Linked DNA regions of Homo sapiens: all the other regions are linked to region 1. A link is a loop called in an ENCODE intact Hi-C map of the cell type or tissue named here. Cell type or tissue: dorsolateral prefrontal cortex. All regions are shown on one strand. Links, peaks and the distances in the headings refer to the core of each region. The heading gives the core; the rest is flanking DNA.

The links. Peaks named below come from ENCODE experiments on the same cell type or tissue, not always from the same donor. Only the 100,000 strongest peaks of a DNase experiment are listed, where the experiment ranks them.
Region 2: it touches region 1 in a loop (3-fold over the local background); 2 of 110 quality-filtered maps call a loop at or near these places.
Region 3: it touches region 1 in a loop (11-fold over the local background); 22 of 110 quality-filtered maps call a loop at or near these places.

What each region holds. Positions count from the first base shown.
Region 1 is chr14:88,547,225-88,557,033 of GRCh38, reverse strand. PTPN21 (protein tyrosine phosphatase non-receptor type 21) reads left to right here and starts at 2,027. Exons shown (of 19, transcript NM_007039.4): 1 at 2,027-2,383; 2 at 6,415-6,796. The coding sequence starts at 6,617. LOC124903405 (proline-rich protein 2-like) reads left to right here and starts at 244. Exons shown (of 2, transcript XM_047432047.1): 1 at 244-271; 2 at 1,974-2,377. The coding sequence starts at 244. The coding sequence ends at 2,338. RefSeq lists a silencer at 2,020-2,069 and an enhancer at 6,906-7,723. In dorsolateral prefrontal cortex, for the core only: a CTCF peak has its summit at 5,441; DNase peaks (open chromatin) are centred at 2,003, 4,920 and 5,473; H3K4me3 peaks cover 4,960 bases; H3K27ac peaks cover 3,764 bases.
Region 2 is chr14:88,321,166-88,330,974 of GRCh38, reverse strand. It overlaps KCNK10 (potassium two pore domain channel subfamily K member 10), which reads left to right and starts at 7,706. Exons shown (of 7, transcript NM_138317.3): 1 at 7,706-8,228. The coding sequence starts at 8,177. RefSeq lists enhancers at 4,249-4,763, 7,069-7,128, 7,701-8,360 and a silencer at 7,179-7,418. In dorsolateral prefrontal cortex, for the core only: no CTCF peak of the experiment used is centred there; DNase peaks (open chromatin) are centred at 4,204, 7,304, 8,333, 8,919 and 1 weaker place; H3K4me3 peaks cover 5,467 bases; H3K27ac peaks cover 4,777 bases; H3K27me3 peaks cover 3,326 bases.
Region 3 is chr14:88,186,365-88,196,018 of GRCh38, reverse strand. It overlaps KCNK10 (potassium two pore domain channel subfamily K member 10), which reads left to right. Exons shown (of 7, transcript NM_138317.3): 5 at 3,609-3,795; 6 at 7,910-8,052. Among named protein-coding and RNA genes, the nearest start is that of KCNK10-AS1, 31 kb to the right of the region's middle. RefSeq lists silencers at 1-274, 6,424-6,503 and enhancers at 5,534-5,703, 6,604-6,743. In dorsolateral prefrontal cortex, for the core only: CTCF peaks have their summits at 6,302 and 6,502 (motif pointing left); DNase peaks (open chromatin) are centred at 3,727 and 6,468; H3K4me3 peaks cover 925 bases.

The DNA.
Region 1 (9,809 bases), core at 591-8,590:
TTCCTGCCAAATTAACATAGCTGAGGGAAAATAGGGCTTAGGTACTTGGTCAGTAAATGACATCTGTGGACTGTGAGGGAGGAAGTTCAACTCAGTTGTCTAACATCTCTTGGGTTTTATGGTCATTTTCTATTTTTAAAATTCTTTTATTTTCTTCCTGATTCAATTAACAAGTTTTTATTTAGTGCCTACTCTTTGCCCAGTACTGTCCTAGGAATCCTAGGAGATATAAAAGAAGCCGTCATGAAACAACTTTTACAGTTCTTGCCAAGTGTGGAGATCACTGTGGAATGGTGTGGCTAGAAAGTCATCCTGGAAGCAGAGTCTTACTTGCAGAGAAGCAGAAGGCTTAGACAAGTGGAAAGAGGGCAGGAGGGGCTGCTGGCCAGGGGCAAAGCTTGACAGGGGCAGAAAGCGATATAGGTGGTCAGAGAGGCCCGTTTGGAAAGTCCCTATAGGTCAGGCAGAAGAACTTAACCTTGGGAGTCCATTAAGAGTGATAAGAGAAGGAAGCCTGGTATTAGCAAGGAAATAAGAGAGAACTGAGAAACCAGATGCCAGGAGACCACCCTTGTTGCAATAATCCGGATGTAAAATGATGAGGGTTTGGATTTAGAATGTTCCAGGGGGAACAGAAAGGAAACAAAGAATTCATGAGACATTTCAAAGGAGGAAATACCAGGTCTTGATGACAGGCTGGAGATGATAATGGGAGAAGTCACACATGATTCCAGTTTTTCTACCTTGGGAAGCCAGCAAAGTGACTTCTTTTTAGATCTCTTTTCTTTGCTCACACACAAATTGACCCCCTCATAGAGTTCAGTTGAAATATCAATTACAAACAGAATTGATCTATTTTTTTTCCCTTAGAAACACAGGTAATCTTATTTGCCTTTAGCTAAACGACCCAAGATGCACCTTGCTGGGCTTTGCTCTTGGATAGCACTCATACCTCTATGACAATGCTCCCCACTTTGGCCTTGTACTGCGTGTGTGGTGTGCAGGTGCGTTTATCACCCACTAAACCAAAAGTCCGTGTTGTGCAGGGACCACGTCTCATGCAGAGTTAAGTATTCAAAAGTTTTTGTTAATTGTTTAAGAAAATGAGATTTACATGAAACAATACTTTAAAAAGCTTTCCAGAAACAACAGCATTAAAACAAAATCACTGAAATTAAAATTTACATAAATTAAAAGGTTCTGTGTTCCACATGCCAAGAAAAGATCTTACACTATTGTAATAGTGGTAGGGTCACACAGTTTTATTCCTCAGCTTAAGTGCTGCAATACAGTAATAATGCAGTACAAGAATACTGTATAATAAACCTTAAACGAAACACTTCATATATACTTTACACAAGTTATTGGATATTGCTTAGTATTTATTTCCCCCACCCCTGCTGTGCAAAGATATTAATATCCCTCTTTTATAGGAGAGGAAACAGGTAAAGAGAAGTTAAGAAACTTGCACAAGGTCATCCAGCTAGTAAATGTTGGAGCTGGGATTTGACAACTTTGTCAAGTCTCCATCCTTAACAGTTCTGCTCTATATTGCATAAGCAGACAGCTCCCTTTTGGGGACTGACAGGTTATTTGAGGCATATGAACCATTTTTGGTGGGGGGGCTTTCCCACCCAGTACTGGAAGTGTCTAGTTATATGGGGCATAACCTTAGGAGCAAGCAGGAAAAGAAGAAATGTATTCCAATAGTGTTCAGAAATATACCAGAGTAAACGAATAACCATCAATAACAGCATTTTACAGCCTACCTAATAACACAGGAATAAAACCCTTTATCTGGAACCTAAATAATACCCCCTCCACTCATTTTATTAAAAGCCTTGCTTTATTTGGAAACTCTTAAAATAAGTGGTCATACGATTAAAAAAAGCAGCGGCGCGCCCCCTCCCCGGCGGCCGGGCGCAGCTGTCCGCGCCTCCCCCGCGCGGCTGCCCGCATTCCAACTCTCTGAGGTCACGGGCCGCCGCCGCCTCCCCGGATCCGCCCGCCCGGCTCAGGGGGAGGGACGCCTGGGCCCGGCCGCCCCGCTGCTCCGGCCGCGCGTCCCGCGTCGGTCCGACGGTCTGTCCGTCCTCCTGCCACCCCCCGCCCCCACGGGGCTTCTTTGTGCGGCGCTCCTCGCCGGCCGGTCCCACCTCCAGGCCTCGCCCCTCGCCGTCGCCACCGCCGGACTCTGCCCAGGGGAATGGTCTGCGAGCCGGGTTTTTGGAGACAGGAAGTGAGGCGTGCGAGCCCCATGAGCGCGCCGCGGCCCGGGCTGGCGTGCGGGTGCGGCTGCGGCGGCCGCGCGGCGGGGCCCCGGGAGGCGGGTCGCTGAGCGGGGCGCGCGGCCCCGAGGATGCGGGAGCGGGAGCGGGAGCAGGTGAGGGCGCGGTCCCCGGCCGGCGGGAGGGGCGGGCGGCTGGCCCGAGCGGTGGGGTGTGTCCACTCGCCCGGACCCCGGAGCGCGCCCGCGGCCCCGGAATCCCGGAGAATGGGGCGCGGCGGCCAGACCCGTAGCGGGAGCGTAACAAAGAGAAAAGTCTTGTTTTTCAGGTTCGCTCTCATATACTTGAGTAATTTCTAAAAGGAGTCTTGAACTTCTATTCCGAACGCCCTGGCCGATTGTTGCGGGTTAATTCTGGATCAGGGTTTTAAATGTGTTAGGCATATTTGTGCCTCTCAGAATATATAAACGTGAAATTCGCCAGATAACTTTGGCGAGAAGGGGCGCAGGGAAGGACTGTTTGGTAACGCCTGGGTTTGTTTTTGGAGTAGAGTATTTACTCTGGAAACAAGAATTCTTGGATCTGCAAATTCCGACTTGTGATTTCTGCAAATCCTGATTAGATTGGCCGCTCTTGGCATGCTCGTCCTATTTTCTTTTTTGCTGAGAAAGCCTTATACTAATAGCGTATGCTCACAAACACATTCAGAACATTCGTGTGCTCCAAGTGACAACTGCTGTATGCCTAATAGTTGCTGACAGTTTATTTATTTTTTTAAGTTTGGGACACGACAGTAATTTTACTCTGAATATAGTCCGTTTCGTTTCTAGGGCATTTTATTCTGGAGCATCTACGCACAGATGTTTTCTCCGTGAGAAACATGGGTTTAATGCTATAGCTATAGATATTACTCTAAAAATGTCACATACTCTCTCCTTTTAGTGCTTATTTTATTTTAAAGCAACTTTGGCAAAATTACATGTGGTAAGGACCTTAATAGGAAAGGGGAAACGCTGTAAGATTGAGAGGTAAAGTGTATTTGAGGAACTTTTGGAAAGGGTTGTAGAGAGGGAAAATTAAAATGAATTCACAAATAGTTCAGACTGCCTTTTGTAAACTTGTACTGAAGCAGAATCTAGTATGTATCTGTTTACTTACCACAAAACGGAAAGATTTTGTAGAGAAAAAATTATATCCTAGTTTTCCTTTAATAGCTATTTATAAATTATGTTTACTTTAGTAAATTATAATTCCAGACCCAATCACTTTCATATTATTGCATATTATTTTATACCTGAAACAGACCTCCCCAAAGAACTCTTAAATTTCTACTCATCTTGGTTTTATTATCTTCAGACATTCATAATTGTATTACACCATTTGGCAACAAATACTGCATATTACTGAAAATTAAGATGTATAAATCATTGATAAATTTGTAAATTATTAAACAAAATCATTGTTTTAACATAGTGGGTTTTATATAAATAAGCAAAAAGCAAGCCATTCTTATGGATAGATCTTGGGGGGATGCACCATGTACACACACACTGCAACTTTTTCAATTTCATCTACCAAAATAAGAGATAATTTTGACTTTTCCTTTATCCCTGATGCAGTAATACATTTCAAGTCTGAGGGACAATTGAAAGTTTTACTGAGTTTGCTTAATCAGAGCTTAAGTTAATAATTAAGTTATACAGTGTAGTATCTATTGCTTTCAAGGCATAGTTCTATGTAGTGAAAAGACTACCATATTTGAATGGCACCTAATACAAATATTTATCTTTCCTCTACACATATGCAATATCTTGTCTGTTCATCTACACTACTTAATCCGCCCGGTTTCCAGTTACCATAATTTTTATGTAAAATTGAAACCCACCATCTGATCTCATGAAAGGGTGTTTAGTATGCATATTTATAATCCTTAAATATTTACTCTTGGTTTATCAATTTTCTAGTTAAAAGCTTATTATTTAAAGTTGTCATTTGCTAATTTTTTTCCATCTTGCTTTACTTATTTAGTTTATACCCCTGAAACAGCAAAGAGCATTGAAAACTACTGGAAGTGGAAACCATATCTTTTAATACTTATTTTCTGTTTCCCTCCATAGTATGGTGCTTTTACCTACAGAAGGCACTCAGCAAATGCGGTTAATTAACACAGTGCTTTAGGTAGTTGCAGCGTTGTTTTTTTCTTCTGGCCTTCCCCTATCCCTTGTTTTTAATATTTTGATTTTCCTGGCTATGGGAAATAACCAGAGCTCAAAACAAACAAAAAAACTAGCCAGATAAAACCGTGGTTGGGTCCTTATTAGAGATACAGCTCTGTATGTAATTATAGCATGGTTGTAATCTCTTTAAAGACAGCGACGGTTTAGGGATTCGTCTTAGATTTCTCACGATGCTCATTACGCTGTCTTGTTCCCAGAGACGCAATACACATTTGTGGAATGGAATTTCAAAATGTTAAGTTTGGCAAAGCCGAGGGTAGTAGCGGAACCCTTTTCTCCAGGTCTGCCATTCCCTAACCCTAAGTGCCCCATCACCTCTGGGCCTGAGACGCAGTCAGGAGAGCAGGACCCAGGAGAGGACTGGGACTGTGGAATTTGGGATCGATTCCCAGCTCAGCCCGTCCTAGCGTGAAACTGCGAAAGCCGCTTCTCTTCCTGAAGCCTGGGTTCTGTCTGCCAGATGAGAGGGTCGGGAATAGATCTTGCCTCTCCGCGCGGTCCCGGGCCGGAACTCAGCGTAGCCAGCTATGGCTGGGTCTCGCTAAGCGATTCATCCCCAACAGGCAATCTCTGCGCAGAAGGAAGGTAGGGAACCGTCTCAGGACCCTGGAAATGTCCGGGATTTTGTAGACTCGTTTAGGGGGAAAAAACTAATCCAGCTGATATAAAAATCCCCAGCTAGTGCTCGCCCCAGAAACCATCAACAGGTCTGGTTAAAAACTGTTAGAGCCCGGCTTGGTGGCGCGCACCTGTGGTCCCAGCTACTCGGGAGGTTGAGGCGGGAGGATCGCTTGAGCCCAGGTGTTCGAGGCTGCGGTGAGCTACGATGGCGCCACTGCACTCCAGCCTGGGTGGCATAGCGAGACTTCGCTCTATAAAACACGTTGTAAGGAGCGTATTTTGAGGTCCTGTGGCTCCAAAGCGGGCATCCTATGGGGCCCGCCCAACCTCTCCACCGCCAGTAGGGCACGCGCTGGTCCCTTTAAATGTTCCCTTCGGGAGCCGAGGGACCGGTCCTTTTAGAGCGCGTCCGTCCAGAAACGCGGCTGCAGAAAGAGGGTTCCGGGGCCTCCGAGTCTACTGGTTGGCCTGGCAACGCCGCGTGCTCTTCCCAAGGGGAGGACGCGGGAGAAGCCGGGGCCTGAGTGCTCCAAGGCCCCGTGGGCTTCTTGGGTTTGTTGCCTCCGGCCGCTCATTAACTCAGGATGGCGTGGAAGACCTCGCCCGCCTCCCCTTCTGGGCCGCGGCTCCGCTTAGGTGAAGGCCTGTTTGGGCGTCCCCACCCTGGAGAGGGGCCGGGGTCTGGATTTTCAGAACTGCCACTCTTCTAGTGGTAAATGGATAACGAGCATTTGTAGGGTCTTTTATGATGTTTATCAGTAAATCAATTTGATGACGTAAATACTTCCACAAGCGCTTGTTAGGCACCTCACCGGGTTTGAATCACACACCTGCCTTTCTTAGTGGGGATTATTCCTCCCATTTGCCTTCAGGGTTAATTTTCTAAAGGGATTGGGACTGAAACCTAGCTCTTTTGGGGCCATTTGGCACTTTTCTCACTTAAGGACTAAAGAACTCTGACATTTGGAGTATTACAACCTGAAAGAGTTACCTATGAAAAAACAACACCTTATCCAAAATAGGAAGAGGATCACAATTACTAACTACAAAATTTGGGATTATAGTAGTGCTGGCTATTATCTCATTTAATCCTGAGGATGGCCCAGTTTGCTATCCCTATTTGTAGGATACAGTGAAGGGTGGAGTCTGACCCTGAGCCTAGCACAACTCTGAGATAAAATTCCACCCTGCCTTCCGGGTCCTGTTAGTGCCTTTTTTCCAGTGGAGAGGGACGGCTTGTTCTTTGGCCACAGCTTGACTGGCTTTTCTTTATACAAGCAAAGCCCAGCGTTACGTTTGCTTAACTAACGGCGTTCCTCTTTCCCCAGCGCTGGCGTCAATGCTCCCTTCCTCGGGCCATTGGAGACTCCGTTGCTTTTTAATGGCGGCAGCGGCTGCTGGGTGAGCAGCTGGAGGCCGGACAGTGTTCGTCCCATCCGGAGAGGATCGCTTTCTCCTGGCGTCACCAGCGCTGGGTTGGTGGGGGTAGCTTTTCCCTCTTTGCTCCTCCATTCTTGAAGAAAGAAGAAGATGCCACTGCCATTTGGGTTGAAACTGAAACGCACCCGGCGCTACACGGTGTCCAGCAAGAGTTGCCTGGTTGCCCGGATCCAACTGCTTAATAACGAGTTTGTGGAGTTCACCCTGTCCGTGGAGAGCACTGGCCAGGAAAGCCTCGAGGCCGTGGCCCAGAGGCTGGAGCTGCGGGAGGTAAGCCACCTAAAGACACTGCAGGCCAGGCGCGGGTGGCTCAAGCCTGTAATCCCAGCACTTTGAGAGGCCGAGGCTGGTGGATCACCTGAGGTCAGGAGTTCGAGCCTAGCCTGGCCAACATGGTGAAACCCTGTCTCTACTAAAAATACAAGGCCGGGCGCAGTGGCTCACACCTGTAATCCCAGCACTTTGGGAGGCCGAGGCGGGCGAATCACAAGGTCAGGAGTTCGAGACCAGCCTGGCCAATATGGTGAAACCCCATGTCTACTAAAAATACAAAAATTAGCCGGACGTGGTGGTGGGCGCCTGTAGGGTGTGGTGGCGGGCACCTGTCATCCTACCTACTCGGGAGGCTGAGACAGGAGAATCGCTTGAATGTGGGAGGCAGAGGCTGCAGTGAGCCGAGATCGCTCCACTGCACTCCAGCCTGGGCTACAGAGCGAGACACCTGCTCAAAAAAAAAAAAAAATTGGCTGGGCGTGGTGGTGGGTGCCTGTAATCGCAGCTACTGGGGAGGCTGAGGCAGGAGAATCACTTGTACCCAGGAGGTGGAGGTTGCAGTGAGCTGAGATCACAGCACTGCACTCCAGCCTGGGCAACAAACTCTGTCTCAAAAAAAATTAAAAATAAATAAAAAAAACACGACAGGCTTCTCTGGCCCGCATGCTGGCTGTGTGTTCTAGCCCACGGGCCACTCACTGTGTGTCCCTGGCTGGGATGTCTGAGTTGAGCCTGTAGTCCCCTCCTCATGAAGCAGGAATAGATTAGATTAAGAAGTCTCCCCTTGGGGTGCCCTATAAGAACTAATGGTTCTTATTTTGAATATGTTTATATTCCCCCTCTAAGGTAATCCAGAATCAAATGTGAATACACTTTGGGTTGTTCAAATTTCCATTTTCTAATATACCCCCAAAGGTCATCCTGATCTCTAGTACAGTTTACTGACTTCATTCTTTCTTTTTTGTTCATTTTAATTTTTTTAGAGTCAAGGTAGGTCTAGCTATGTTGCCCAGGTTGGTCTCAAATTCCTAGGCTCAAGCGATCCTCCCGCGATAGGCATGTGCCACCATGTCCGGCTCTTGACTTCGTTCTTTCAACATTCATTGAGTAAAATTCATTGACTATATTCTTACAGGCCAGATCGAGGTTCTAGAAACATACTGCCTGAACTCAGTTTGAGTTCTAGTTTCCTCACCATCTGCTTCTGTTACCTTGGGCAAGTTATGTGATATCTCTGAGCCCCAGTTCTCCATCTGAACCATGGGGATGACTGTGACACCTAATTCTCAGAGTAGCATAAGGTTGTAAGCTCTGCTAACTAGTCTATTAGAGTACCGATTGGGAGGTTTGCCCAGGAAACCCCTAATCTAGTTGGTAGGAAGTTATGGAGTACTCATGTATCCATATAATGTCTTAAATTTAAAATGTTATGCAAGGCCTGTGAAGAAAGGTCTCTAATTAAACCTAGGACCCTCCCTACCTTTGGCTACCTGGTTCTTGGGTAAGGGAAAGTTAGAGAAACTGGTTATTCCACCTAAAAAGTCAGGAATAGATGAACTTTGCTCCTGGTGACCATCCAATCACTTATATGATCACTCAGTACTGAAGATGCGTAAGTGCCAAGCACATACATACTTGGAAGCTCACCCTAGTGTTGTTGCCAGTAAGAAAACAGGCATGATGCATGCTGTGATAAGGGAAGTAGAGGGTGTGCTATAGGCCAGAGGGAGGTGCAGCAAAGGGAAGGCTGCTCAGGGAATTTGATTCTGAGCTGTGACCTGAGGATGGGGCAAGGGAGTCCTATCAAGGGCTGGAGGAGTTCCAACAAAGAGAACTGCACAGGACCAAAGACGCAGAGGAAGCTGGTCTGCCTGAAGCCTGAAGTGCGTGGAGGAAAGGCCGACTGTAAGGGCCACACAATGAGGATTTTTTGTTAAAGGATTTAGATTTATCCTGAGGGTAGTGGGGAAGTTAATGAAGGGTGTAAACAGGTGTGGTACGATTGTTTCTGTGAAGAGTGAGCCCTTTGGAGAATGATTTGAGGGGAGTGGTTCAGGTACAGATGGTAGCCACCTGGAGTTGGATAGGGTTGGAGAGAGGTGGTTGGAATCTGGATCAGGACCTACCGAGTAATAGAGAAGGGTTAGCATGGGTCCTGGTTGATATTCAGGTTTTCAGTAGATGGTGGGGCTATAACAGAGAGGAAATGTGAAAGGAAGTGCAGATCTATTAGGGGCAAGGAGGAGCGTGTGGTGAGTTCAGTTTTAGAAATACTGAGTTTGAGGTGCCAGTTGGAGGTTTTGAATAGACAGATGGATCTGCTGATCTGGAGTTCAGGCATGAGATCCAGGTTAGAGGGAAGATATTGGGAAGTATCAGCCTAAGTGAGTTCATTAAAGCCAGAAGATGGTATGAGGCTCTCCAGGGGAGAAAAAGAGGACATCGCAGACCCCTCATGGTAGATTAGAGGAGGGGAAAGTGTTGGAAGGAAACTGAGATGAAACTGCCGAAGAAGAAGAAAGAAAACCAGAACAGCAGGCCTCAGTAACCAGTCCCTGCTTACTTGCATTTATTCTTTTTTAGGGATGAGGTCTCACTCCATCACCCAGGCTGGAGTACAGTGGCACCGTCATAGCTCAATGCATCCTCAAACACCTAGGCTCAAGTGATCCTTTTGCCTTAGCCTGCCAAGAGCTGGGACTACAGGTACACTCCACCACACCCAGCTAATTTTTTTTTTAACTTGTGTTTTTGAGATGGAGTCTTGCTATGTCGCCCAGGCTGGTCTGGGAGTTGTTTCCTCTAGTTATCTTCCTGCCTCAACTTTGTGAGTAGGTGGGATTACAGGCGTGTGCCACCTTGCCTGGCTTAGTGGCTTATATTCTATTTATTTATTTATTTATTTACTTTGGTTGCTTCGACTTTTTTTTTTTTTTTCCTATTATGGTTTCTTCTTCCTGTAATTTTCTTCCTCGTGCACCAGGTCTGTCTATAACGCCTAGAGAGTCAG
Region 2 (9,809 bases), core at 1,134-9,133, 230 kb after region 1:
GAGATTGCACCACTGCACTCCAGCCTGGGTGACAGAGGCAAGACTCCATCTAAAAAAAAAAAAAACCTAAATAAAAACATAGTATTGGAATCTAAATATAGAGGCATTATATAAACTGGAAATAGATCCTCTTTCCGTACCTCAGCATTATTAATTGACCACTGAAAGAGTAGAGTAGGTTGAGCAACATAATGTGGTCTTATATTACACTGGATAAAAGTTGAAGTAATTCCAAGAAGACTGCATATCTGGGTAAATACTTCAGGATGGTCACATATTTGCCATGATTTCAGGGACATAACAAAGGTTTTCTCACCTCCCTCTCTACTCACCTCTTCCCCATACTTCTTTTATTTGTTTCATAATGTCTGATGGTCTAAGATTTATTTTTCTATACTTTGGCTTAAATGTTCACCTGGTGTTAAAAATGCAAATACCTCTGGGATAGGAATAACATTGTCTTTGAGCATCAGTTCTCTCAAAGAACACAGACAACACACTTTGATAGAGAGAATAATACAAGGGAATAGTACCCCAGAGTTGGGGAGGTAACAATGAAAAGGAAAAAGGGTCAAGAGTGTTTCAGCTGCAATTGCCAGAGATCAAAACTTTGTGTAATCATCTTGGCATTGGGAATGGTAATTTGACTTAGAGATTAGTGGGTCCCCAACTTCAGTCAGATAGCTCGGGTTTGATTTCTACTTCCATCTCTAACTAGCCTTGCTTATTTGGATAAGCAGTAACCTCTCTAAGCTCCAGTGTTCTCCTCAACAAATATTTATATGCCCAATACATGTCAGGTATTATTTTAAATTAAATCACAATAATATTGCCCATCTTCTAGGATTGTTATGAGAAATAAATGGGATAATCTTAAAAAGTGGTTGCTATGTGCCCGGTGGATAGTAAGAAGAATCTTATGGAACAAGTAATCCTAAAGATGATTCCTTTAATATGTGAATTCCTACACAGTTTACAAAGCACTTCCACATCTATTGCCTCCTTACAGCAACCCTGTAGGCAGAACTAGCCAGATATTTAGTGCTCCATTTTACAGGTGAGGAAACTGAATAAAGCTTGGCATGATTCACTTGGTTGGTTTTGCAGTGCTCCCTACTGAAAAGAACGGTGGGCTAAAATGTGCATAAGCTGGCCAAATACTTGTTCTTATTATGAACCCCTATTTTATAGATGCAGAAACTCGGTAAGGCTTAGAAAGACTTTGATTTTTTTTTCTGAAACTTGTAGTGAAAAAGAATGCTTTTAAGAAAAGTATGAGTTGGCCATATTAGCCTATACATGTCAGTAAAGGGGTAAAAAAGGGTTATTTGATATGAAGAAGAGGACATTGAACAATTTAATCTCCAATACATAACAGTTACAGAAAAAGACTGGTTTCTCCTCATCTTCACTTAAGTACTGAAAAATTTAAAGAAGAAAGAGATTTAGACTGGAAATAAGAGAATATTTTTACTCCACCGAAGTTTCTTAAATTTTGGAAAAGCCCATCAACAAAGGGTTTGGAATCTTTCACTAAATATATTTAGAAACCTTGAATAGTCATATATATTGGACTCTTATTTAGAAGTAGAAGACTGAACCAGTAATCTTGAAATGACCTCTTTGAAATCTGGTTTCATGATTCAGCAAACATTTAGCTGACTTAATTGTAGAAGAGGAAAGTTCTTATATTACATTTGTTCCAATGATATTCAAGCAAACAAATATTAGCTTTAAGAGCAGCAAAAATGAAATGAATTTATTTCACACATTCCCATAGGAGGTGGAGACTCTGTCTCACACTTGATCTTCGCTAAAAGGCTGAGAAGCAATGTGAGACTGTGTCTCACTTCCTACTGAACACAATTTTTTCTACTCTCCAGGCTATTCCAAGCCTTTCATAGGCTCTCTGGGAGAAGCATCTGTCCATATGCCCAGACAGTAGGTCCCTCTAAAGAATTTTCAACTCTGCCAAGTTGAAAGACCCTGAGAATAAGACTTGCTCATAAATCAATAGGTTATTGAAAGCACACATGCTTTCTACACGTCTTTAAGTTTGGTTCAAATTAAAACCTTCCTAGAACGACATGAAAATCAGAGCTCATTCATTATGGTGTGTGACCTTGCTGAGTTCTTATTTTTAAATTCAGTAAAATACCATATGTGCCTGTCAACTTGGTGTATATGTGTGAAAACACTCATCCATTCCTGAAACAAGACCTTTTGGATAAAAAACAAAGATAACTTCTTTGAATAAAGCAAAGACTAAGGAGGAGAGTGAGTGGAGCTACAACTGTCTTCCATTCTATGGATACTGGCACAGATGCCAAGTTTATAGAAAATGTTAACTTATTTTAATGATCTACTATGACCAGGAAATAATTTTCCCCCTTTGACTCAACTTATCTTTAGCTACGTCAGGCCATTAAACACATCAGAAAGCAAATGAGCTTGGATTCTGTGAAAAAAAAAATCAATGGCATTAGAAAAATATGAAGACGCTTTTCTAGAATAAAACACACTAAACAGAACAAGCAAATGCAATCTTTGATTGGATCCTGCTTGTCTTAGTCCGTTTTTGCTGGTTAGTTTATAAATAATGGAAATTTACTTCTCATAGTTCTGGAGGTTGGGAAGTCCAAAACCAAGGCTTGTTCTCTGCTTCCGAGATAGCATCTCCTTGCTGTGTCCTCACATGACAGAAGGGCAATAAGAGACAAGCTCATTCCCGCAAGCCCTTTTTTAAAAGGCACCAATTCATAAGTGGGAGGGGAGTCCTTATGACCTAATCATCTCCTAAAGGCCTCACCTCTTAAGACAATTACATTGGAGAGTAAGTTTTACATGAGTTTTAGAGAAACACATTCAAACTGTGGCACTGGTTTTTACCAAACAACTGTAACTTTTCTGTGTGTTTGAAAATTTTCAAAGTAAATAGTGGAGGGGAAAAGCAAAAATATTCTAGCTCCATCTCTTTAAAAAATTACCTGGGATTATGGTTTGGAAGTAATACAGAGAGAGAAAAACTCTAAAACTTGTTCTATAAGAAGAAGGACTATAGCTCTGTACATTTTTGGTAAGATGTTTGGCACAATGCTTTATAGGAGCATAAAAATATTGTCCTAAGGGTTAAGATTTTAAATAGAGAAACTTATAGGGAAAGAGGATGCAGTTCCTGGTTATGAATCATGTCCATCAGCCTGACACTTTAATTACAACTTCTTTGGAGTTTATAGTATATTATCCTCATTAATCCCCAATTAGAGGTTTGAGTCATCAAAATAAATCTGCAGGACTTACACACACAGAGTTCATTATGGAGCAGCCTAGCTTCACGCTTCCAGGTGTATGACATATGACACCCTCTGTCCTTTCACTTCTGATGTGTCTCTAGTTCTTCCAAGCCAAAAGCAGAGCCCAGGATTAGAGCAACATATATTTAAGGGTGTGTTTTTGCAGATGTCAGTTGGGACTAGAAAACAAATGTAGGCATGCTTAAACGCTGAGACCAATGTGGAAACTTCACGAGGTGGGGGTAGGGGGAAGAAAATTTTTGGTGGGGCACGTTTAAGTTCACGTTAATGTATAACGCTATCAATTTTACTACCACTGAGTGGGTATATGAAGGGGATGCTTGCGTGTCTGTGTGTATGTGTGTGTGGTAAAGGAGGGTGTGTGTGTGGCGGGGGGTATTTTCACAAAATGACATGGAAACCTGACTGCAGTTCTTTTGGGAAGAGGACTTGGAGGTGTCTTGGGGGTGGGGAAAAGATGGAAGACTGGGATTTCTTCTGGACTTCAGGGAAGAAGGATGAAACCAAAGGGAAACAATCCAAGGCAGATTAATGAATTTAGTCTAATATTTGTGAATTCAAAGTAGATTCTAATCAGCCCATCTCCTCCCTCTTCTGTTTGCAGAACTGGCACTAAAGAGGATTCCCCAAGCTGCTTCATCACTCCCTGCCATTCGCTGTCCCAGGAAATTCTCCTGACTCGCCCCGGAATCCGTGTTCGACTCTTCTCTGGCTGAGCTGTTCATTGCCAGCCACCCTGAGACTCCCCACGCGGCAGGCATCGTCTCCTCCGGTCTCACAGCTACCCCGGGCTGGAGCGTGGGGAGGGGGTAAGGGAGCCAGCCAACTCGGGGAAACTTCGTTGCCAGAGATGACTGGGGTTTTCGGGCTTTCCCAGCCTTCCCATGCCGGGCCACACGGCATTCATTAAAGTGGTGGGGCAACTATTGGTGCGCTCCAGCCGGGCAGGTTTTGAGCTGCAGAGACCCGTGCCCGGTAGCAGCGCTTTGCCACCGAGTGCACCCAGGACGCAGTGGCCGCCAGCCCGGGTCTCCTGCTGGGGGCCGGCGAGTGCAGGGAGACTTTGCGCCACGATGTTTTGTTTTCCTGCCGCAGGAACGCTAGGCAGTCTCTTTCCACCAGACTTAACCCGCCTGAAGCAATAGCCATGGAAGTTGCGGCGGCACAGAGGGAGACAGAACCGCTTGGAGCGGCATCTTTCTTGGATGTTTTTTCTCTACACAGACTTCTTTCTTTCCTTGGGTAAGTGAAGTCCAGCTTGTAAATAACCAAAGGGTAGAACCGAAGGGGATGGAGGGGGATTGCAGTAGCCCAAAGGGCTAAGTTTTCTTGGGAGGGAGGTCTCCCTCCATCCCCACTCCATGCAGTCCACTCCAAATACGCAGTTGAGGAGGAGTTGTGTTTGATTTCAGACACGTTTTGGGAAACGGTACTGGGATTTATTTACCTAATTTTGGTGGATTTTTTTTTGGGGGGGGGCGGGTAACTTGCTTTTGTCTACATTCTGAGAAAGGAGAATGAAAGTGGAGGTGAGAGAAAGCTCCAGAGGTTGGAGGTGGGGAAAAGAAAGGAGGGGGCGGCATCCAGTGATTAAGCAGAGAGATCATCCCAAGGGCCAATGACTAGTGCAAGTCTTCAAGGCAGACCAGGAGCACTAGACACTGATCCTGCTCCCTGCCCTAATAGAGTCTACCCCCACCTCCCCATCCCCAACCCTCCCCTTATAACCATCCTGCTGTTGCCATTCTGGGGAAGGTCATCACTACTCAGGGCCCCAAATAACTTTTAATGGGGACCTGCAACCTGTCTTGTACACAAGTGATGCTCAATAAATGTTTGTTGATTGGCCGAATGATGTTGCATCCTAAGGGTGCAGTTCCTGCCACAGGAATTTGCCTTGGACAGTGAACTAATTCCCCAATGCAGACCCCAGAACACAACCATAGGTCAGTTCATTTTGCAAAGGAGGAGGGCCTGGAGGCTTGGAAAATATCGTATTTAGACCTTCATTACCCAAACGAACCCATGGGACAGGTTCAGGGTCAGATTCATGGGTCCCGGGACTGGATGAGCTCACAAGGTTCTGGCATGGAGAGCATGGACCTTTGTGTCAACAAACTTGGGTTTGAATCCTCATATCGTGACCTTGGGAATGTTTCTTTATCTCTCTGAGCCTTGATCTTCTCATCTGTAAAAGGAGGCCAGTTACAGCTTCTGCAAAATGATCTAACAAAGATGAATGGAGAGGAAATATGAGATGGTGAGGGGGAATTCAGTAAATGTCAATCTTGCCTCCCCGTGCTCTGAGGACTCAGGAGAGGGTGTCTTTCTCTGCTGAAGCCCCTCTCTGACTCTGATGCATGTAAAAAACATTGTATTGCAGTGACTGTGCTAGAGTCCAGCTGTCCGTGAACAGTTAAAGAGAAGAGCGCAGAGGGAGGTTCGAAAGCCTTTCTTAGAAGCATCTCCCTCTGGACTTGAGAACAGAATTTACATACACACTGGTGTCTCGGGGCATGGCTGGGAGAAGCAGAGATTCCTTGTTTGTTTGATTTCTATGTCTTAGCCATCCTCCCAGTCCTAGTAGAGAGAGGCAAAGTGTGGTTACAGAGTCCAGGGAAGATGGTTCTGAAGCACCCGGGAACCTGCCTAAAGGGCTGAAGAGTCAGAGTAGCACCATCAGATTGGTACCAGTTTTGCCTGAACGGGGTTTGCAGAGAATTCAGGGCTCCAGCCTGGGGTGCCTGTGACAGCCCAGTGACAAAGCACTCACCTTTCCCACAGACCACAGCGGACCTCTGTAGGTCTTGCTCTTGGACTCAGAAACCTTGATGTGATAGTGACGGATGGATGGTGAGAAAGATGCTGCTGACATAGGGCTCCCCAGAAGCCTCAAGGTGCCGTAGAGTAGCATGCAACTTAGAGATCAGCTGCTAGTGTGGGATTTTAGGACCCCAGCTGGCAGGCATAGGAATGAGCTGGGCAATTTCTATGCGTAAGTAAAGGCAACAACAATCTAACAGGACCTTATGGCACTAGATAGTAAGCCCCATGAAGGCAAGATCTCTGTCTTGTTCTCTGCCATATGGCCAGCACATAGCACAGTGATGGCACTTGGAAGGGGTTCAATATATATGTTGAATGAACAACAAATTTTAGTAACCTTATCTGGAAGCCAGAGTAGGGGTTTAAACTACTTCCTATCCAACACTGCAGCATGCAATTCATGTCTTCATTTAGCAAGTATTTCTTGAGCACCTACTACGTGTAAGGCTCCGTTGCGAGGCATCCGAAGCAATTTGTCAGCATCATTCATGTTGATACTCGGAGTGACCCGTTCAAGAGCACCTCAGCACCACCTGGCTTTTCTGAAGACTGAGGCCCCACCACAAACCCCTGTGGGGCTTCAAGCAGGGGCAGTGAGAGGGCGTTAGACGAATGCTCCAGGTTTAGCCCCTTTCCGGGAACAGGTCTGGGTCCCTTCGCATCTGCCCTGCTGGTCCCAGGATCCCGGGGCCGCCGCTTCCGGGAGCTGCCGGGTCTTGGCAACTCCGCTTTCCTCCGGGGGCCCCCGTGCCTCTCTCAAGCCTCCTTTCCAGCCAACGACCAGCGGCCCCAGTCCGGCTGCAGGTAGCTGGGGAAGGGACCAAGCTGTGCCTTGGGAGCGAGCTTCCCCGGGCGGGGAGAGCGCAGCAGATGCGGAGCGGTCCCAGAACAAAAGGCTCATGGCTGGCACGGGCCTCCTTGGAGTGCGGCGGGGACGTGGGTTCGGGACTCAGGCGAGAGAGCCAGACGCGGGAGGAAAAAAAATGAAGTGAGAAAAGAGAAGGAGGGAGAGCTCAGGGTGAGAGCGGTGAGAAGAGGTGACCCGGAGGCCGAGGTCTGCGGCGGAGCCGCAGCGGCCCTTCCTCCGCCTCCTGCAGCGCCTTCCAGGCAACCAAGCGTGTCTCCGGCTGCAACTCCAGCAAGCGCGCCGCTGCCGCCTCCACGCCCGCCCGCCGGCCGGCCGAGCCAGTAAGTAGCGGCGCGCCCACCGCTCGTTCCCCGCCCCTCCGCGGCTTCCCCGCCACCGCCCACCGCCTCCCGCCGCCCCGCGGGCAAGTCCGCGACCGCCTCCCGCTGCCCCGAGCCGGGTGCCGGGGGCTCAGCGCGCCTTCCCAGCTGGGAGCCTCGGTCCGCTGCTCGCCCTGCTCCCTCTTGCCGGGGCGCGGCGTCTGGGGCGCGCCGCGGGGAGGGTCGCCCTCGCCGCGCGCTGCCCGGGCGCCGCGCCACCCCTACATCCAATGGCTTTCGGGGAGCGGGAAGTGGGGGGCGTCGCCGGGGGCGAGGAGCCGCGGCCGGGGTGGGGCGTGTGCGCTCAGCGCGGCCGAGCGAGGCTGACGTGCCCGCCCAAGCGCGCGCCCGGGAGTGTGTGTGCGGGTGTGTGTGTGCGGGAGTGTGTGCGCACACGCCTTCGGGGGCTGGAGTGACACTGCAGTGGGCTTCTCCGTAGCCCCAGCCTTCAGGCTGCGCAGCCCCTAACCTGCCGGCACCGCTTTTGGGAAGCAGCTTGGCTCTTCCATCTCCCCAAGCCTTCCTCTCCATCCTTTCATCCACCCCTCGCCGATCTTACTTTTTCTTTTACCCACGGGGCCGCGGCCGGCCACCCCCTGGCCGGTGCAAACACCCAAGCCCTCTCCAGTTCTCCCCCAAGCTAATATTTTCCCACCTGTCTTTTTCTGGGGTTCCTCCACGAGCCAGTCCAAGGCTCCCCCATCCTCGGAAATTGTTTTGTTGGACTGCTAAACCGAGGCGTGTAAAGCTTGAGGACTTTATTATTATTTGGGTTCTTTTCATTTCTTCCCCTTCTGGGCAACGAAGCAATGAAATTTCCAATCGAGACGCCAAGAAAACAGGTGAACTGGGATCCTAAAGGTGGGTGTTTCCTACTTTTGGCTGCCCTCGCCCTGCCTCTGTCTCCGGCGTGTGCGCGCTTCCTTGAGTGGAAGCACTCTTGCTTCTGGCAGCGTGTGTCCTGAGGCTGGGAAATGCGCCTGGGAACTGCAGCGCGGGTGGGAGGAGGGCGGAGGCAGCGTGGGTTCCGAACCCAGATAGTGCCTGTCATTACCACATAATCATTGTCCCTCCTAGATTGTCTCCAGATCTATTTAGATAGACCAAGCCGACTGTTTGGTTTGAAATTGCAAGTGTCGGTATTTGCTTTTGACTTTGAGTGTGCGAGTGTGTGTGTGTGTGTGTGTGTGTGTGTGTGTCCTTTGTTTCTGGTGATCTTTGTCTCTCTGGCAGATGGGTGGGGTGCTTCCCCCTGGACCTGGAGCTGCGCCGCATGCCCGGGTGTCCTCAGTGGGAAAGGTTTCCTGGCAGCAAGTGGGGCTCGAGTTGCAGCAGCCGTCCCTAGGGGTGGGCCGTTCTCGCAGGGCATGCAGAATAATGGAGCCCACAGGGCCTCCTGAGTCTTCGTTCAATCTTATTACCAAACCTAGCAGCTAGTTAGGCTCAGGTCAGAGTAGAAGCAGGAGGAGGGGTGGTTTGTGAGAAGGGTGGGGCTGGCAAGGCATAGGGGAGGGGCACGAAGTGTGCCCGCCCAAGCAATGGTGTGGTTTGCATGCTTTTACGAATGTTGGACCAGGTTTCATCCACGCAAAAGGGAGGGATTAAGACGGATTTGTGTGTGCCTAGCGTCGGCCACCGTGTCTGTAATTAGCATACAGATGTTAAGGCTCCAAGGGAGTGATCAGTATGAGAGCAGAACAAGTTGGAACCGCGTGTCCAGTTGTGACAAGAATGCTCTTTAGCATTTCTTGTAGCTCATCTGACGACTGTGTCAGGCTAGGCAACGCCTCTGTGTGTATTGGAATTGAAATTTGTTTATTTGGGGTGCGTGTGTGTTTAATGTTCTTTATGAGCGCATTTCTTCTTTTTCTCCAGACTGGAAAGAAGAAACCATCTTATTTGTTGAGTAAATGTCTTAGGAATTGACTGGCTATTGAAGAGTGAGTGAAGAGATACTGCCTTTTTAAAACACTGAGGCTGTTACATCTTAAATACAGCCCAAACCTTCTATTTTGTCTCTACTTGAAATCTCTGGAAATATGGAGGTGTGCCTTTGCTTTTTTGGGGGGAGAATCCCTGAAAAGCATATTTGTTAAATACCTATTACATGCTAAACACTGTCCTAAGCTCTGGAGATACAGTCAGAACAGGAAAGATAAAAGCTCTGACTTGGAGTTTACAGTGAGGGAGACAGACCTAAATCAATTCCATGGAGGAATGCATAATTCAAAGTTTATGTATGCTCCAGGGAGAGCATCAGAGGTTTAAGAAAGTGTCTGATAGAAGAGATTGACAAGGACCAGAGAAGGCTTCCCTGAGGACATGACACTTGGACTTAGGCCTGGAGGATGTATAGGAGTTAATTGTCTAAGGAGGAGGGGAATTGTTGCAGAAGAGGGAACAGCAAGTGCAAAGGGCCTGAGGCAGAAGAGGTATGTGTAT
Region 3 (9,654 bases), core at 1,584-9,583, 360 kb after region 1:
TCCCTGATAACAGTTTTGTTAGCCTAAGGACACATTAGCTCAGTTAGATCTGGGCTCTCACAGAGCTTTCTGCTAGCGGCTCTGCTTACTGGTAAGTAAGCCATGCAATTTTGCCTAGCAACCCCACCGTGGAAACACAGCTCCATTCTGTAAGTGGCAGGGGGATGTGGCAGGGAGGCAGGGAGAGTGAGGTTTGTGCCTCTCAGAATCCCTCTGCAGCTGGTTCCTGACATCGCAAACGTTATCTGCAATTCTTGGCAGTTTCGGAAGGATGATGAAAAATGGGACGGGGAGGTGGCTGAGCCTGGGGTTTTGGAAGTAGGATGGAATTAATTGGAAGGCAAATAAAAAAGCTTCCAAGATTGTGAGCTGCGACTGTCTGAGAGCTCAAACCAGAGTTGGCAAGAGGAACCAAAGGAGAATGAGGACATTTTTTGTCATTGACAATGAGGTATACAATATATCCAGGAAAGGACAACCAGCAGCGACCTCCTGAAGCTAAACAGAGATTATCTTAAGCCACATATGAGGGAACATTCCTCAATGGCAAAGAGAAGCATTAAATCTGGGACTGTCTACGTCTAAGGAAAAATTTGAGCATTTACATTAAAATGGCCTGTTAACAAGCATTGAATATTAACCAGGCACTGTGCTAAGTGTTTGCACACTTGTTTAATCTTCCAAACAATCCGATGAGGTGGGATTTCTTATCTCCATTTTATAGAGGAAAAAAACTAATGCACAGAGAGGTTGAGAAACTTGCCTAAGGTCACTCAGCTATTTAGCAGTGGGGTTGGGATGTGTCTCAGGCAGTCTTTCCCTAGACTCTGTGCTCTTAAACACTACTATGGTTTTTCAGCAGCAGTGAACAGTTACAGGGCTAATGGGGATAAGAAAACTGAAGATCACCACACGGCACATGAGATGGTTTGTGATTCCATTGTGAAAGCTGCAGTTTAAAATGTTCAATTAAGGCAACTTTTTTTTTTTTTAAATACCTAGAGGGCAGCAAAAACATGGGTATCTAGAATAACAGATATTGCTAAAACCTTACGCCCACAGCACTTCTTTTTATAGCAAAGTATGGGTATACACATATTTTCATACACCTACACACACATACACATGCAAGACGCGCATTTCTTAAGTCCCTAAAATACCCTGATAATTAAATGCTCCAAACATTCTCTGAGTGTGACCCTTGGATGTCTAGGAGAAGCAGCCCAGGAACACACTTGTTAGCCGGGGCAATGAGTAGTGGTGAAATGTTTACCTTGCTGATAAAGTCTCCAGTAGATGATGCAATTAAGATGCCACGATCTAGCCTTTGTTATACACCTCCTTGTCTGCCGTCAAACAAATCCACCGCTGTCCTTCCCCATCTTCCCTCCTGCCCATCTCCTGAAGTCCAGGAACGTCTCCAGCTTCCTACGTACTTGCAGTCCTCTTTTGCCAACCTCAACCTCATTTAGATTGCAATTACATTCACATCTTAATTTATGACTTAACAAGCATCTCACAAACATTTAATTCACTTTAACTTCACTATGCATTTGAGGAGGAATATTTGAGGAGGAATGGTACTCCCATTGCCAGCAATTAGATTGACTTAATGATCTATGGCGAAATCTCCTTTTGGGCTTTGAACTTTTCATACATTTCTGCAAACAAAACTAGGCTAATTAAAGTAAGTTCCTGGATTCTCAGAGGGGCTTACCTGCCTTCACAAAATCCTCCTGTAATATCCAACATGGAAATTTATGAAATAGACAAAACTTTCCCTGCAGTTTTCAGGTAATTTATCTTGTTACGACACTTTCATGTGTGGAAAAGTCGATATTTTCATATATAGTTTCAACAATATCAATAAATTGTAATTTTTTTTTCAGATGGCTTCTCTGAGGAGATTAGGAGGGTTTCTATATCAAAGCATAGATCAAATTATTTTTCCCTGTTCCCATTTTATATACCAGATGCCTTCTTAGGAGTTAGAAAAGTACCTCCTTTTTACAAGGAAGGATGGCATTTCTTTAGCTTTTCCTGGACAGATCACCCGGTGACCATTTTTTATTCTCAGTCTTCCTTCACAGAAGGGACAGAGGACTGCCCATTTTCAGCAGGAGTTAGTCTGATTTCTTCTGTTAGATGCAGACGACTTTGTTTGACAACTTTCTTTGGGTTGGTGAATTGTTGAATTACTTGAAAAGCTGTTTCCGTTGTTAAGCACTGGACTGAGAATTAATTACATCAGAATTCTAATCTCGGCTCATTAGTGGCATCATTTTATGCAAGTCCCTTAACCCCTCTTGGCTTCAGTTTTGCATGTGTAAAATGAAGTATATAAAGCAAAGGTCTCTCTGTGCTTGGTGCGATGAAGAGGATGCAGGTCTCATGGTACGGATTTCCTATATTGATTGCCCCAAATGTGGTGTACGTTTGCAGAAAATTCATCTAGGCAATGTAGAAAGGCCATACATTCTGGTGTTAAACACATCGTTCATATATTTATGCTAGTATATGATACCAGGGCCTCCTGATGACAGTCTCCAGCACCAATTCTGAGAATTGCGAGGATTTTTCAGCTTAGAGTTTTTCAGCTTAGAGTCAATTCCAGTGTCGCCTTCAGCACATCCAAAGAGAATATGACCGATGCTACCAGTCCTGCTCCTGGACTCCACTGGTATGATTCCTTTGCCCCAGTATCAGTCTAATTCCCATTCTAGATGCTTTTTTCTTAATGACCCAACAACTGACTCCTTCAGGAGCTGGCATGAGATGAGATTTGTTTGCAGAGATGTATAAAAATTTCAAAGCCCCAAAGGAGATTTCACCACAGATCATTAAGTCCATCTAATTGTCGTCCTACTACCCATTTAGACGGGGACCCTGTTATGCTAACTCCTATCCTGTCTCTTGTGAGTGATACAGTCAACACACATGATGATCACAGCACCAGCTCAGACAGGTGTGTTTTAAAACAAAAGTGTGTTATAAATGTACAGCCTCAGCAGGGAAAATGTGGGGGCGAAGAAACACACAAATACTTGGCTAGAGTCGGTCACAGGTGAAGATGGGGATGACTGTGTTTTCCGTTTCATCCAAACATTTTGGCCTGACTCAGATAATTTTTTTTCCAGCATATTCTGTTTGACACAAGGGAAACGGTGCAAATCCATCACCACCATTGTGGAAAGAGCTCCAAACTCATTCTCACGAATGGTGGATCAGTAATACTACATGACAAATGGTAGCATTTTTGGGAAACCATTATATTTGCACCAGTGAGAAGTCAGAATCAGCATTTGGGCTGCAGTCATGGAACCATGCAAGAAACATTCAAAGCATTGGCTAAGCAGGATTTTTTTGTTTGTTTGACCTGGTGTCCACGAACAGGCTTCAGGGAGCCTGAGAACCTCCTAGACCACTTGAAAAATTCTGAATGCACTTTTCTAGGAAAGAGTTCACAGCGTTCATCAAATTTCCTCCAAGCAGCCAATGACCAGAGAAAGGTTAAAAGTCACTGACACAGTACCGTTTTCTGTGCATCTATATCCTGAATCCAGGGTGATGCCGCTGACTTGCCTATCTTTCTCCTTTGCTCTTCCTAGAAAAAGCAAGTGAGTCAGACCAAGATCCGGGTCATCTCAACCATCCTGTTCATCTTGGCCGGCTGCATTGTGTTTGTGACGATCCCTGCTGTCATCTTTAAGTACATCGAGGGCTGGACGGCCTTGGAGTCCATTTACTTTGTGGTGGTCACTCTGACCACGGTGGGCTTTGGTGATTTTGTGGCAGGTAAGCACCCTGGGCAGGCCAGGCACTGGGGCTCTGGCGGGAAAAATAATCTGTTGGCTGTGCTTTTCGCAATCGATAAAAGATGTTGCGGGAGAAGCAAATGAAGATGACTCAGTGTCACTACTGCTGTGAAGAGGCTCATTTCAAATCCCTAGTCCTATGTAATATAAATACCATAGGTTTTTTTCTGCTATGAAAAGAAAGCCAACCCTTTCCTTCTCAGGATGCTTATTTCCCTTATCGTCACACAAATTATGCAAGACTAAAGTGAATTTCTCATTAAATCTTGAACTTCTGAATTGAATTAAACCTCTCTAATCCAATGATAAAGGCTGTGTTAGGAAGTGGCACATAGGAAACTCAGATGAGATTAGCATAGAATTTGGTCTGCAGTGACCTGCAGGTTCAGCTTCCTGACTCCCAGGTGAGAGCCATTGTCTCTGCAAACGTTGTCCTGCACATGCCCAGATACAAAGCTGAGGACTTTGGTGACTATGGGGAGCTGAGAACTGCCCAGAGGGAATATAAGCTCATGGATTATGCAGGAGTGTATATACAAGCAATAGCCTTCCTTGTAAAAATAAATGTGGATGAGCTATGTTTAAGGAAGTGAAAAAAAAATCATCAATTTCATCTAGGGCCAGGGAAATTGCAAATGAAATGAGATTTAGTTTCATATGTGCACCAGTTTCCCAAAAGTGTGGTAGAAAGGTACGGATAGAAGGAAGAGGCCATCCTTCTCTTTTTCTAATAGGATAGTTCTAGATGTTCAGACAAGTGATCAGTTTCTACTACAAGAAGTGAACACTTTGATCAAACAACTCTATCATCTGTCACAAGTTTGAAATGTCTGGATGGAGTGTGTGTGTGTGTGTGTGTGTGTTTCCTTTACCAGTTCCTGGTGAAGTGGCAGCCTGACCTGAGCCCTAAGCAGACTGTTTTTTTTTGTTTTTGTTTTTGTTTTTGTTTTTTTTGAACAGGGTCTCCCTCTGTTGCCCAGGCTGGAGTGCAGTGGTGTGATCATGGCTCACTGCAGCCTCGGACCTCTGGGGCTCAAGTGATCATCCCACCTCAGCCTCCTGAGTAGCTGGGACTACAGACGTGTGCCACCATGCCTGGCTATTTTTTATTTTCATTTTTTGTATTTTTCGTAGAGATGGGATTTAGCCATGTTGCCCAAGCTGGTCTTGATCTGTTGGGCTCATGTGATCGGCCTGCCAAAGTGCTGGGATTACAGGTGTGAGCCACTGCACCTGGCCAGACTGTTCTTGTTTGGCGTGTGATCCCAGCAGTGTCTTGATTTCTCCATGGAATACTGTGCACATCAGGAGGATGGGTTCTGGTCTCTGGGAGTCTGGCAAACAGGAAATTCTGGAAGAGATTGCTGAAGGCTCATCAATAGGGGCATGCGTGCCTCCCTGTTAATTTTATAATACAAATAACTGGCAGAGTGGTTTTGTAGCTCTTCCAATTGGGCAGACAAAGACTGAATTCCACTTTGTAGAAATAATAGGGTTTTTTTTCCCCTTCCTTTTTATTGGTTAAGGACTAAGAATTGCAAAGTGACTAAATTTAGTTTTTTTTAGCTTTTAACTAAAAATTGATTTTTAGTCAGTGTGACTAAAAATCATTTACAGAAAGCCTGTAGCCTGGGACTCTACCCATTTTCCCCTTACGCACAGTGCTCAACCATGGATGTCTAGTTAGTGGCCTCAAGCTCCGAAGAGAGACTGTACAGAGAAACTGAGAAAAGTAAGAGGAACAGTTATAGATGTATTCCAGTTAATCCCTTGGCATCATCCGTAGCCGGTCCGTGGGAAAACTCAGTGGTGTTTCCAATCTAAGGCAAACACATGTAGTGGCAGCTGGAATTTTGAACTATTTCACAAACATCTTTAAGTATCCAAAGCATAACCTGCAGTGGGTGGTGATTTAGAGCTCTCTGGGATAGCACTGGGCTGTCCTGAGGACTGTCTATTATAAGATACCTGTGACAGACACAGATCTCTAACCAATGGCTCAGTTCAGTCTGTTAATCTGAGGCACAAATAGCAGAGGCCTGGGAGTGAGATTTTTTAAGTGATGCTTTTATTATTTGTTATCTACCATGGACTGAGCACTTAGTACAAACTAGTACTTTACCTTATCTTTACTTACCTAGTAAGGGCACAACCTACACAGTCCCAGGCATCCACAGTTTTACTGCCCTTGTCAGTGATTACAGAGCCATATTTCCTTTGTCCTGAGGTTTCTGTAGACCACGGTCTCTTAAAAGTCACAGTGCTGACTGCAGTTAGGCCAGACCCCTTCCAAGCTCCAGTTTTCCGAGCTTACACAGACCAATCTGGAGAATGCATGCCTGAAAAGACTGGAAGTTTATCTCTATCTTTTGGTAACAGTCTGCGAGTGATAGGGAAGGTTGCCCAATCATTGGAAAACGATACATTAACAAGAGTTGATGGTTGCTGTGATTCGACATAGTATGAACTCTACTAGAAATGTAATCAGATCATTGATCCTGCAGGATTGATTGCTGATTTATTTTGCAGCTGACTCACTTTAGGACAGCCTTACAATATTTCGCAACTCTGTCTGGGAGCACACACAGAACTCCGAATCCAGATAAGCAGCTCATAAAGGGATACTTAGAAGGGTGTTGACTGCCTGCTTCATTGTTCCTTGTTCACTAGCGCACCCTAGTGACCATCTTTGCTGGGTAATAGTGACTTGCAAAGGTAAATATTTACTCCCAGATAGCCCACAGGAGAAAGCTACAGATTTCTCTGGCGTAGCACAGAAACGAAATGAACCTCAAAAACCACTTACTGGTGCGGGAACTCAGATCGTATCCTACAGCTCTAATGATGCAGGAGAGAGTTGTCTGAAAGGAAAAACCAAAAGCAGCTGCACCAAACCGAAGGGGGCTTGGCACAGAGAAGTTGGAATTCTAACGTTAAGAAGTGGCAGCAGCTGTCGAGCCTCATGGTCTGCTGCGCTGTGTTGCTGATTGGGTTTGAGCTTGTCGAGAGGAGCCACAGGTCACATTTCTTGCCCAGCTGCCTTTGCCGTAAGACTCAGTGGCGCTAGATGTGGTTACAACCTTGGTCTGGTGGGAAAGTCTGTAATCACTCATCACCTAATACGATAGTTACCAATCCATTGCTAGTATCTGTCATCTTAGAAATGGCCACTGCCTGCTTCCTTAGGCAATAGCGTTTCCCAGAGAGAGATTGAGGCTGATGTCCGTTATTTCCAGGAGCTTCCTCACTTCTTTAGGACGGTGGGTTGGGCTTGCAACCTGTTTTGCATGGCTGCCTCCAGCAGTGTCTGTAGGAAGGTTAGAATAAATAGGCTAATTATTCAGAATAAATGACTGGTCCTTTCAATGGAACAGCCAGTCAATGCAATCAGGCAACTGGCCAATTTGGTTTGATGGATTTTTACTGTAATCCTTATTTATAAAATAAAGGGATTGGCCTCAAAGGTCCCTTTTAGTTCTAGTTTATGGTGACTCTAATTACTCAGCCTAACTGACCCTTTGGAGTAGCACTATGTAAACACCATTCCTCAGTTAGCATTAAATCACTATTGCTTGCATCAAAATCCCAGTAATGCCATTAAAGCTAATTTTACTTTCACACATCCACTTGTCTCTTAGTAAATGTATGGGTGCTTAAGATGGAAATGGTTCCAAGAATTCCAAACCATAGGGGGTGATATGATTATATTTGATTTTTATTAAAATAAATTTAGAGAAGTTTAAGAAAAAACAATGACAACCAGGCCTGATCTGTTGTCCTGTAGTTCAGAGTTATTCATCCTTAACGCTCAGGTCAAGCATTAGTAGGTCAAGTTGGCCACTGGCGTTTTTTATTTCTGGTATTAAGGTTAGTGGTCAAGAATCGAGGGAAGTAAAGCCTTAAGTTAGGCTTTTTTGGGTAAGGGATGGGTACCCCCCTTGCCCTCTAACCCCGGTCCACCTTGTACACAGCAAACCTAACAGCTGAGTGTTAAACAATGATGGATGACGTCTTCACTACATGGAATGGAATATGTGTTCTCTGCAAAGACCATATGCTAGATCATGGTTAAAGTAACATTTGGTTGTTTTCAGGGGGAAACGCTGGCATCAATTATCGGGAGTGGTATAAGCCCCTAGTGTGGTTTTGGATCCTTGTTGGCCTTGCCTACTTTGCAGCTGTCCTCAGTATGATCGGAGATTGGCTACGGGTTCTGTCCAAAAAGACAAAAGAAGAGGTAGGACCCCTTCCTAACCCTATGAATGTTCCTGAGAACAGATGAGCTTGTGTCCAGAATTGCCTGTCTCTGTCCTGTGGGCTGGAGTGTTTCTGGCTCGGTTTTGCAGGGGGAGCGGGGGGCGGGTCATAGGCTTCCTCATGTTGAATCAGTCCTTCAAAGCTAAGGAGAATAGAATACAGTTATTTCTGGATTCTTTTTTTGGCAGGTGAGAAAATATGGTGATTCGTTTACCAGCCCATAAATCCTGGAAAAACTAGTAAACAACAGCTGATTTTAAAAAAATGAAAATGAAAATAAATAGGAGAGGTAGACTATGGCTGAGTGTGTGTGTGGGGGGGTGCAGCCTGTCCTTCCGGTCTCAGGGTCTGTGCAGAAAGGCAGTTGAACGCCAAGAATCTTTCCTGATTCAGTAAGAAACTGAAATCATCGAACATTGACCAGCTACGGGGAAGTGAGCCCAATGGGCCTCTTTCACTTATCCCCTCTTGGTTGTCACATCCATAGAGACAAATATACATCCCTGAGGAAGGGCCGTGCATGTAACTTTACATGAAGGGAAGTAAAGGAAGACATATGAAGGAAAGATAGATTTTGTGATTAAAAAATAAATATTCATGTAGCTCTCTTAGGAAGAGAGGAAAAGAAAGGAGGAAGGCCAAGGAAGGAGAAAAAAAAGAGCTAAAAGAAAGGAAGGGAGATAAGAAAAACCAAAGAAATAGAGGGCCAGCCTCTGTTTGCTTCATTCTGTATAAAAGGCCCCAGGAGAAAGTTGCTGAATGGAGAGATTTCCCACATCAGTTTCCTGGGCCCATATGCTAATTTTCCTGGTTTATATAAGTAAGCCAGGAAAGTAAGCAATGCAATTTCCAGACCGGTTCCCCAGACAGCTAACTGACCTGCTGAAAATCAGCTATAACAAAAGAGAAGGGAACAACATGAATATTGACTTTCCTGGATGCACAAATTTGAGTTCCTCATTTGCAGAGGGAAGCATGGGACTTATACTGTCTGCCCTGTTCATTAAGAGCCAAGAAATTTGGTGCTGATCCTCAGGCAAAACTCCACTCTAAGGAGGCCTGTTCTGTGGGCTTTGGCAGAATAGGCCGTCTTCCTGCACCCTGACTGGGGGAAGTGGGTTACCAGGTGCCCTGGAGCATCTTCTTAAACCAGGGAAAGCCCCACAGCACATGACCATAGCATGGCCCAGATAGGGTGGCCACCCATCCCAGTTTTCCCAGGACTGAGGGAGTTCCTAGGACACAGGACTCTGTTTTAAAACTGGGACAGCCTCAGGCAAACTGGAACAAGTTGGTCACCCTGCCAGGATAGAAAACCAGAAAGGCAGGGAGGGCAGAAGGCCTGCTGAACATCTGCTGTGCCCAGGACTGAGTGAGGTGCATTTCCTTGTCTCAGGTGAGCTATATATGGTCACTCAAGTGTATGTTGGGGGAATGAGGCCATGCAATTGATAAGAGAGAGCTGGAAGCCAGGCCTGTCCAACTCCACATTTTAACCTCTCCTGCAGGATGCCGTCCCCCTCTCTTTAAGTCACCATCTCCAAATCTGAGGCTTCTTGGGGTTGCCCACCACGTGTGTCTC